Linked DNA regions of Mus musculus: region 1 is linked to region 2. Evidence: chromatin loops called from intact Hi-C (ENCODE). Cell type or tissue: heart. All regions are shown on one strand. Each heading gives the region's core, and the rest is flanking DNA. Links, peaks and the distances in the headings are about the cores only. Region 1 overlaps Ppm1f (protein phosphatase 1F (PP2C domain containing)). Region 2 holds the start of Mapk1 (mitogen-activated protein kinase 1).

Region 1 (5,373 bases), core at 164-5,163, 70 kb before region 2:
CTCCTGCCTCCCATGTTCTCACAGCTCTCCAGGTCTCCAGAGCTCCGCTGAGCCTGTGGAAACAGAACCTGGCTTCCTCTTAGGCTCAGTGGTGGGGCTACCGCTCCTCCTCAATCCAACTGCTCAGATCCAGTTTGAGTCTCTGTCCTTCCCTTGCCCCACTCTCACTCTTGATCAGCTCCCAACATTGTTCTGCTCTGTCCTTTTTTAACACCAAGGTTCCCTGCCCAGCTCTTAGGCCTGGCCTGGCCTCTCTAGACCGTTGTCACCAGCATTCACAATCCAGCCTATCCTCAAAGACATCTAAGAACTCAATCTGACACTGTCACATATCTCTTCAAAAACAAACCAGAGTCCCTTCTGCCCACTGCCTGGATACCCGTAGCCCCCTTCTCCACAAACCGAGCAGCTCAGAGACTATGGGTCTTCTGTCAGAAGACGTCACTGGGATGTTCACCATCCAAGAACCATTTCCTGGGGTTGTCATCCCAAAGCACACAGAGCAGACACCTTAATGATCACCATCATTCTCTCAGGACAGATGCCAAATGGAGGTGAAAGTGCCCTCAGGCTGAGCCCCCCTGGTGCTCTTCAGATAAGCATGTGCATTCCTCAGCTTGTAGGTTCACCCCTCCGTCCCTGTCCTGCACCTACATGGCTGCCCTCATGTATCTATGTCTGTGTTTACACCTTTCACAAGCCAGTCGTACTGAAGCAGGCATCCATCCTACTCCAGCCATAATCTCATCTTTCTTAGTGCTATCCACAGTAAACCAACTTACAAGAGCTCCCATCTGAGACAGTAACCTCAGCATATAAAATGGGGGATACAGTTCAGCACTTAACATGCCCTGCTCCCAGGGGTTACCAGCTTGAGCATCAGGGATCCAAGCTTCAAGGATACCTTTCCAACACATCCCAGCAAATGCCGTGCCCCTGGTGTTGTGTAAATATCCATTCCGGGTCCCTGAAGACAGAGATCACCTGCTTGTGATGACACCAAGAGGAAGGTATGAGCCATCATCTCCATCTTCAAGGTGGAGGATGCCAGGAGCTGCTCCAGCCCCGCCTCTCACATCTTCTTCCTAGGAACGCTCCCCCATCGTTTGCTGTGGCTGTGACCCACGAGGCAATTTCCCAGCTGCTGCAGACAGACCTTTCTGAATTTAAGAGGTTGCCTGAACAAGAGGAGGAGGAGGAAGAGGAGGAAGAAGAGAAAGCCCTCGTGACCTGTAAGTTCCACTCATATGGCTCTGGGATTGTTTAACAAGTGACAAACTCAGATTGACACTAAAGGTCAGTGCCAGCGTGCCATCAGGACAGCAGTGTTGGAGTTCAGCAAGAGCACGATGTGGCATAGAAAACCTGCAATGGACTGAGCAGCACGTGGGTCAAAGGCGGCCAGTGAGACGGTGGCCCACCTTTGTGCTGTCTTGATGGTGCTTCAGAGCACATAGAAATGAGTGGTGCCTGTCCTGCCTTACACACGAGAAGTGCAAGGTGTTGGTTCACAGCCACACAGCCAACCTCACCTGTACTCACTGTCCCCCTTGGCTAACACGAGGCCCTTAGCAGAGTGGCACATCCACCTCGGGGAGGGGGCAACTGTTGTCTAGGTCCCCTGCCTTGACTTACCTTAGTTGGGATCATTAGATGTCAGTGATCCCAATCATGAGGTGACGAAGATGGACATTTCGTGTCCACTGGCTACAGCCATCAGTGAGTTGAGCCCTACAGTGGTACACCAAACCAAAGGAACCCAGGAACAGAACGGGGAGCAAACGCCAAGAGGCCCCAAGACCACTTGACAGAGCGTTTGTTTATAAAATCCAGGCTCTTTTTCTGCATGACTCTCTTTCCTCCTATTTTGCTGCAGTACCAGAAGTATTAGGAGGGAAGTGGTGGCTGCAGGTATGCACACAGGATGTGGGCCGAGTTTCCAGGCAGTAGAGGGAGCCTCTCTTTGCCCAGCTTTAGGCCATGTGTAGAAGGACAAAGAACACTGTAGGAGAAAAAAGAAACCTACTTCAGCCTTAGCACTTGCGCCTACCAGCCACTCTCCTCACCCCCCATTTCTGGCCCCTTCCGCAGCTCCCTGCCAGCCTTCAAGCCAGCATGGCCTTGCCCCCTGCCTAGGAGACAACTATCCATAAAGACAGGCGGCCATTGTTCTCTATAAAGCCAGCAGACAATCCAGTCTGGCAGCAGCTGCCGCCAAGGCCCATCCTTACCCCTCCAGCTAGGAGACAGTATCACCTGCTGGTGGGAAGGAGAATTGCAGCCGGCAAACCAGGCCTTAAACCCAGGCGTCTGGAGAAGGGATGTGCCTTCCCCGCCTTCCCTGCCTGTCCCAGAGCTGCCATGCAAGCCTAGGCTTGTAGCCTTGCGCACTGTTGCAAGTCTGTTGTTGGCACGCTGTTCTTGCCAGCTGTCTCAGCACATTCTTTGAGGCTTATTGCCCCAGGCAGAAATGTGACTAAGGCACCTCCATGCCCACCTACCAGCACTTCCCTGTGATTGTTGTGAAGATAGACCTCCCGGGCAGTTCCTAAGGCTCAAGACTATAGCCCTTGGCCAGAAAATCAGGGTAGGACTCCAAGAGCCTGAGGCTGAGCATTACCGTAGGGCTTGCCATCTTCATTTTTAATTGCCCATTCTTCCTCTTGAGCAAAATTCAAGTCTAAACCTATTGCTGGAAATAGCAGTGTAACCAAAGGCTAAAAAGAGACAGCCCAGGCCTAGAGGCCCAGCCTTGCTCAACGTTCCCTCCATACCAGCAGTCTCCAGGAGCAAGGAGACCACAACAGCTCTCCAGGTAGTCATGGAGTCTACCTGTGTACAGAGGAGGAAATGAAAGACATGAGAAGTAATGTGGTTAGGGATGGGCTTAGACACAGGAAACTTGAGTTCTTCAGGGTCCCATTTAGAGCTGTGGTCCCTAGGCTGGGCCTAACAAAGTCAGTTCTCCAGCTCCTCAGCCTCCACTCCCACAGCTGCTGCTAATAGTCCCCAGCATGATGGCTGCAGCAGACTAGATGGCCTGCCCCCAAGCAGGCTTGTTAGACTTACCCTTCTCCCTGCTCATTGCTTTCCTCCCATGCCTCCCTCCAGCCTCTTCCACTCCTCCCGTTTCTTCCATGGCCATACTTCTGACTAAGCACACTTCTCCCAGTTCTCCTTGTTCCTCTGCTGTGGCCTTTGATACTTGAACCCTCTGGTTGGGGGTTGGGAAATTGGGGTGGGACTTTTGTTATTGATGTTCTAGTTTTTTCTACCTTTTACATGTACATGTACATTATTTTGAAATAATAAGTATGCATGCAGTGAATTATGAGAAATAACAGAGATATCCCGACTATATATACACGACCCCGTTTTCCTCCTAGGAACATCATAGAAAACTATAACAGTATGTCACACACAAGATCTGAATATGGTCAGACACAAGCCAGCTTCCTTATTGCAAGGATTCTACATGTAACCTTCCACAGGCCACTAACTCTCCTTCCCTGCTGTAGCCAGTCCTTAACTCCCAACGGTGACTAGTTTTCATCATTTCAAAAAGGCCTATCACTGGAATCGCACGGCCGACAGTTGGGGTTAGTGTCTTCCACTTGGTGTGATTCTCTGAAGATGGACCTGGCCACTTCACTCAGTTCTCCTGGACCCTTACCCAAGGCTCAGCTAGCTGCTGAGCCATTTATAGATTGGAAGCTGGACAGATCACAGATTTGGGATATTACAGATGTAGCTGGTATGATTCATGCACTGTTCTTATGGGAACAGCCCTCATTCTTCTAGGATTCATGCCCAAGAGTACAGTTTTTGGCTTAGAGGATAGTTGTATGTTTAGTTGTGAAAGTTATTTCTAGGAGCAGCTTAAGTCAGAACAGGCCAGAATTCACTTACTCCCCTGCCATTGGACCTGTCATATTTCTAATTAATGGACAATTACCAGACACTTTGGTCGCTGGCAGCAGACTTTCTTGCATACTTCATAGGTCGGTGTGCCGAGCTGAGTGTGCCTGGGAAGTGAGGTGCTTGACTAGTGGGCCCCGTGTAGGCTGCTGGGAGGAACATTTAAAACCTGGGGACATGGCAGGAAAGGAGTATATAGGAAAGTAGCTAAGCCTAAACTGCGTGGCTTTACTTTTTGGTTAACAACTCTCCATCATGCCCATCAGTACTAGATGCCAAAGGCCTGGCACGGAGCTTCTTCAACTGCCTTTGGAAAGTATGTAGCCAGTGGCAGAAGCAGGTGCCGTTGACTGCCCAGGCCCCTCAGTGGCAGTGGCTGGTCTCTATCCATGCCATCCGGAACACACGACGCAAGATGGAGGACCGACACGTGTCCCTTCCTGCTTTCAACCATCTCTTCGGCTTGTCTGTGAGTGTTGCACCTGCAGAGCCCAGGACAAGTGGTGTAGGGAGCTGGGGGGAGGGGTGGAGTGTCAAAGGTGGGGAGCCATGAGTGCTTTGAGAGCTGCCCACCAAAGCTAAGCCTGGGGAAATACTGACAGGCTGCTGTCTTAGGGCTGAGTACAAGGCAGTCTTCAAAGAGTACCACCGTTGGGGAGCCTGAGAGGCTAACTCATAACACCAACACCTCTGGGCCAAGCTTCCAGGCACATTGCTTTCCACAGCCAAAAACTAAACTAAGACAACAGTTGGCCTGTTTTTATATAAAGAGACTAGATGCTAGGTTCAGACTTGAATTGCTGAGCCTCCAACAGCAGATACTTCCTGATGCATCTTACCTTAGGTTATGTCTGCAGTATCCAGGAGGAGCTGGTGGAATTGGGGCTCCAAGGGCTGTCCTTTCCCAAGTCGCCCTGTGCACTTGAGCCAGTTTGACTTGTCTGATGGTAAGGGCTGTGTCGGTCCTTCCAGACCCTACCTGCCTTGGGTCTGTTTTGTTGTTTAATAGGGTACCTGAGACTGAGTCATTTATTAAAAATGTACTTCTTAGTGCCCTGGAGACTGAGAGACCGTAGGTAAAGGGGCTGCATCTGAAGGGAGCCTTCATGCTGGTGAGGAACTCTACAGAGCACCAAAGTACTGCAGGCCATCATATAGCAAGGTAGATAAAGTTTCCCAAGGAGAACAATTATTTCTCCATTCGTCCCCAAGTGAATTGATGACAGTTACTTCCCAAAGGTTTCCCTTACATACTGTGGGGATTAGGTGTCCATTACATGAATTATGTGGACAAACTTTGCAACCATAGGGTTATCCTAGTTACTTCCCGGAGAGCATCCTCCCCAGATGAGAGCAGCTGCCTGGGGTCTAATCCCACTGTACTCCCGCCAGGACTCTGTGCACCGTGCCTACTTTGCTGTGTTTGATGGTCATGGAGGCGTGGATGCAGCAAGG
Region 2 (5,373 bases), core at 178-5,177:
TGAGAAATTATTCAGATTATGTTAATGGAAGTTGGAAGACTCACCTTAACTATGGAGAGCACTGATCTGGGCTGAAGTACTAGGCTATATTAAACAGGGGGTTATTAAAAGCTGAGTATTAGCATATACCACTCTCTGATTCCTGCTTATGTAAGCAGCCACCTCAAGTCCTGAGCCAGGCTTTCTAACCGGGATGGACCGTATTCTCAAACTGGGATTCAAAATAAACCCTTTCTCCTTTAAATTGCTTTTGTCAGGGCATTTAAACACTGAAACAGGATAAGTAACTAACACAAGTTGACCTCTGCTTATTAATTTTCTGGAACCCCGAGAACCCATTGAATTTTCTACTTGTATGTCTGAGGAAAGTTTTCTTCCATTTTGATTATTGTTTCTAATTGATTGCCTCAGTTTTTTTTTTTAAAGATTTATTTATTATTATATCTAAGTACACTGTAGCTGTCTTCAGATGCATCAGAAGAGGGCGTCAGATCTCATTATGGATGGTTGTGGGCCACCATGTGGTTGCTGGGACTTGAACTCAGGACCATCAGAAGAGCAGTCAGTGCTCTTAACCGCTGAGCCATCTCTCCAGCCCAATTGCCTCAGTTTTATTTTTGGATATATATAGTTTGAATTCCTACAATTATCTCAATTATTTTCTTTCTTGCTTTTAAAGACAGGTCTTAGTATGGAGCCCTGTCTGAGCAAATGCTGTGATTAAAAGCATGCAATACTATCCTAGATTGTTTTCTTTTTTAGCGGTTTTAATGATTTTGCAAACTTTCCTAATATCTACCTTTTATACTGCTGACTTGTTCTTCTGTGTCATCAGATGTTTACTGTTTCAGCTGCTAATTTTATGTTAATTCGTGGGGTTTTTATTTCATGATACTATCCATCTATCCTGGTCTTTAAAAAATACATTTTAATAGAGCCATGGTATTAGGTTTCTTCTGAAATAGATTCTGCTGAATGGACTAAAACATTTTGAAGGATTAAAGAATCAAAAACTTGCCATATGCTTAGTATGCATTCCTCCACTGAGGAACACCCCAGTTCTTCCCTTTATTATTAAAGATTTACTTTTTTATCTTTGAGATTGCCTAGTTAATCTTTATTGATGTCTAGAAGGCCAGACTTGATGTCTCTAAGTTAGATCTCCATGTTGGCCACACAGGAGTCTGCTTCCAGGGATGGCTCAGGAGACAGTGGTAGTCACTTATAATCTCATTAGCTCTGCTTTGTCTGGGCATCCACCAACTTTAAGATTCCAATTTCATCCTTCAGTTTAGTGGTGTTTGTGACTGGTTCGGACCCATGACATCAAGTTTTTTTGTTTGGTTGGTTGGTTTTTTTTTTCTAAATCTTGTTCAGATGTTTTAGCCATTCTAACTATGCTGTGTTTCAGTATACCCATCTGTGACAAAACTTTTCCTGGGGAGACACAACACAGGTTTCCTCACTACAAACAGGAGCTCACAACAGACCAAAGTGTGGATGCTGCTGAAGTTGAAGAGTGTCCTTCCGAGTGCATAAGTTTGTCTAAACCATTACCAGGCAGCAGGCAGGGTTTTGCCTCTTCCAGGTAGCTGGTCTCAAGAGTCTTTGCAGCTCACCTGAGCTCCATCTCAGAGGGACTCTCAGCTTTTATTGCTTACTCTGGTGGGAGGGGCCTAGTGAATCTGGTCAGTTTTAAGGACTTCCTGAAACTCCTTTGAGTTTTTTGATTGGTTTTGTTTTTTTGAGACAGGGTTTCTCTGCATATTCTTGGCTATCCTGGAACTCACTCTGTAGACCAGGCTGGCTTCCAATTCATAAGCGATCTGCCTGCCACTGCCTCACAAGTGGTGGGAATCAAGGTGTGAGGCACCATGCCGCCTTGCTGCTTTTAGTTTTTAGTTTACTATTTCAGAAGCTTCCCCTCAAGTTAGAATGTTTCAAGTTCATAGAATGTTTCAGTCCTTCAGGAAACTGTTGCACAACACCTGGACCCGAGTCCCCAAATTTCTATGTCTTTTTCCAGTGTCCCTACCCACAGCTCTCTATACTTTCCCTTGGCTTTTTATTTCTTCACAACACTTAAGTGCAAATATTGTATTTTGTCTGTCTTTTCACTCTGGAAGCATGGCTGGCTCCAGTGCCGTAGATATTCAGCAAATCTTCTTGAACAAACCTCTAATTAGGGGATTCAATGTCTTGTGTTTTGGTTTCTGCTTACTTATGTCTCACACTGTTAGGTGTGTGTCACGGGCAAGAAGGTAGATATATGTAGTTAGTATAACAAAAGTTATATTTTATTATGCTGAAGGTCATCATGCAAGGTTTACAGTCTAAATTTCTTACAGTCCTAAGCCTGTCTCCCCAAGGTCACCTGTGTCACCTATCTTAGCTTCAGATCAGGTTTCTGATTTGAGGATCAGGACCCTGGCGGGGGGGGGGGGGGGGGGGGGGGAGTGGATTCTCTAGCCACAGAGCAGATCAAGGTGTATCTCTCCAGATGTGTAGAGCAAATCACTGCTTTTGGTCTCTGCTTATATTCTGTCCAGTGGGCATCATGGGGTTCTAGGACTGTATCTGGTTATCTTGCGTGAGTGATGTCACTGAGCTCTGGATCAGGAGCAGCCTTGGATGCTGTGGGATTCCTGCTTAATCTAGTTTTATATGTCTAAAAGGCATTTTTTAAAATTATGCTCATTACAGGGTGAAAGTTTTTTTCTGGGTCTGGGTTATGCTTTTTGGTTTCTGTCCCACTCTGATGGTCTAAGTTCATCAGAGTGCACAATGTGGGCCACGTATTCTTAGAGGTCTGTCTCAGGGGTCCCGTGGTTGGTGTGCAGTGAGTCCTCTGGTCTCAAGCCAAGTCCCTGGTCCCGTGTGAGTTCGTTCTGGACCAGGCACAGCACCAGGACAGTGGGTGGGACTCTGTGGGGTCCTTATGCCTAAATTCCAACCTAGCTCTCTAGAGCTACCCAGCGCTTGGGTCTCCGAGCGCACATGACGTCCCTCCCCCGCAGCCGCAGTGCTCCTGCCTCACCTCGCTGCTTCCGCCGACCCGCGAGACTCCGCCCTCTCTACCAAGAGAAGCCAATCAACACGCACGCCCTTGACTCCGCCCTAGCGCCCTTCGACGCGAACCCTTCCCTCCTCCCACTCGTAGCCCGCCCGTCAGGCAGGAAGGCTGGCAGTGGTTCTACCGGCGGTTAATTCTCTCCTCTGTGTTGTCCTCCTTCCTCGTTCCCGATCGCCGGCGGGGGCGGCTACACGGGCGGCAGCGCGGTTCCTGCGGGAAGCGCAGCATAAGTCGAGCGGCAGCCGCGAAGCGTCGAACCGAACGCGGCGGCGGCGGCGGCGGCGGCGGCTGTGCAGCCAACATGGCGGCGGCGGCGGCGGCGGGCCCGGAGATGGTCCGCGGGCAGGTGTTCGACGTAGGGCCGCGCTACACCAACCTCTCGTACATCGGAGAAGGCGCCTACGGCATGGTTTGGTGAGTATCCGCGCTGGATTTCAGGCCCGGCCTCACGCGGTCACCCTGTGCCCCCTGCCTGTGGCTGATCTGGACGCACCCACGGCCCTTCCCGCGCCTTGGCCTCGCGTTCTGCGGCGCCCCGGACCCCTGGCTTCTTGGCCTTCACTCCTGGAGCCCTGGGGCGGGGTCCTGGAGCCGGTCGAGGCTTAGGTGTTGCTCCTCGTCTTCCTCTGCTGCTTCTCGTTTGCGGTTGGAGGGGCAACCCCGATTGAGGCCAGGACTCGAAGACTCCGGGGCTTGGTCTTAAAGCGCGTACTTTCGAGGCTTCTCCCTCGGGACGGGAACGGAAGTACACTGTGTCTCCTAATTTATAGCATTATAGCCACCGCCTCTTGACATTAGATTAAAGCCAGGAATTGTATTAGATGCTTGTCCGTGGTGGCGGCGGCCATGGTTTTGCAAGACGGAATAATAGGCTTGTGTGCTGAGCACCAAAATATTTTTCTTCTCTTCTGTGTACGTGAACAGCATTCACAAAATATCTTAAGTAGCGCTAATGATGCTTTCTGCCTCGGGCTTAACCGTTAATGACACAGCGTTGGTTGTGGACATATTGAAATCTTGAAGTTTCAAAATGGATTTAAATATACCGATTGTGTTTCAGAAAGGATAAGCCAGCATCACTCTAGAATTATTAAGAAGTATTTGGAGTTAGTCCTAATTTGACTTTAAATTATCCCGTCGTTACCCTCAAGAGTACTCTCTTAACAGTGTGAATGTATCCATATGTTTTAGCCCGATTACTGTGATCGTTTCCCCATAACGTTTCAGTGTTCAAGAATAGTTTTTGCACGATCACTTGCAGGATTTCCTGCATGTGGAATGTTGAAGTGTATTGTTTTAACTAAAACAAGTTCATTTATCGAAGGTCTCTGAGATAGTTTAATTTAACTTAGCTATCTTGAGGAAAGAGAAGACAGCCTTTTTCAGATAAGGTATTGAAAGGAAGTCCTTTTACAGGGCGAAGAACTAGAATCAAGCTTTGCTGTAGAAAGATCCTGTTTTAAATGCTTCAGCTCTTGAGCTATTGCACAGGCCTCTCCTTGATTTAATAATCTCAGGACTTCGGCATATTTTCCTGATGAACAAGTCTATTCAGAAATGCATTAAAATTTGAATAGTCATAATTTTAGAAATGCCAGAAAAGGTGTGTTTTCACCAAGTGTGCTAACAAGATAGAATAATTAACGTTCTTTTTTTTTTTTTTTAAAGAAAAGACTCATGAATAGTTATATTTTTATGAGCAAAATGTCTCATAGTATACAATTACGAAGATAAAAGTGAACTGGACCTGCAAGTCAAAAGAGGAATGGAGAAAAAGTACTTTCCATATCACATTTGTCTTGCATGTATTACTACCCTGTACCTGCTGGTAAATATGCCAGTAACACTTATTATTGACACTCATGATTACCCACTATAGGCTCATTTATTTAAGGGGGGATTATTTTAAGTAGGGACAAAAAAAAATTAGGATCTGTCAGTTGAACTCACACATTCCCCACCACCCTGAGAAGATGGATTATTTAGATCCTGTTGCTATTCACCTTTGAAGTTTCCACTTGCTGTGCAGAATTCTTTTTAAAATTCAAATTTTAGGGGCTGGAGAGATGAGTCGGCATTTAAGAGCACTGGCTGATCTGGGTTCAATTCCCATGGCAGTTCACAACTGTCTGTAATTACAGTTCCAGAAGATGAGATGTTCTCATAGAGATGCATTCAAGCGAAACATTCATATGCATAAAATAAAGTTAATTCATTTTTTTAAGACAGGGTTTCTCTGTGTTGTTGCCCTGGCTGTCCTGGAACTCAGTTTTTAGACTAGGCTGGCACCTGCCTCTGCC

Evidence for each region. A loop is a pair of places that touch in the nucleus more often than their neighbours do. Peaks named below come from ENCODE experiments on the same cell type or tissue, not always from the same donor. Only the 100,000 strongest peaks of a DNase experiment are listed, where the experiment ranks them.
Region 1: it touches region 2 in a loop (2.4-fold over the local background); 3 of 42 quality-filtered maps call a loop at or near these places.

The regions. Positions count from the first base shown.
Region 1 is chr16:16,909,850-16,915,222 of GRCm38, forward strand. Ppm1f (protein phosphatase 1F (PP2C domain containing)) reads left to right here. Exons shown (of 8, transcript NM_176833.4): 3 at 1,090-1,232; 4 at 4,185-4,387; 5 at 5,311-5,373. Among named protein-coding and RNA genes, the nearest start is that of Ppm1f, 16 kb to the left of the region's middle. In heart, for the core only: no CTCF peak of the experiment used is centred there; a DNase peak (open chromatin) is centred at 2,292; H3K27ac peaks cover 1,282 bases.
Region 2 is chr16:16,980,253-16,985,625 of GRCm38, forward strand. Mapk1 (mitogen-activated protein kinase 1) reads left to right here and starts at 3,130. Exons shown (of 9, transcript NM_011949.3): 1 at 3,130-3,487. The coding sequence starts at 3,375. In heart, for the core only: no CTCF peak of the experiment used is centred there; DNase peaks (open chromatin) are centred at 3,099 and 3,719; H3K4me3 peaks cover 2,743 bases; H3K27ac peaks cover 1,835 bases.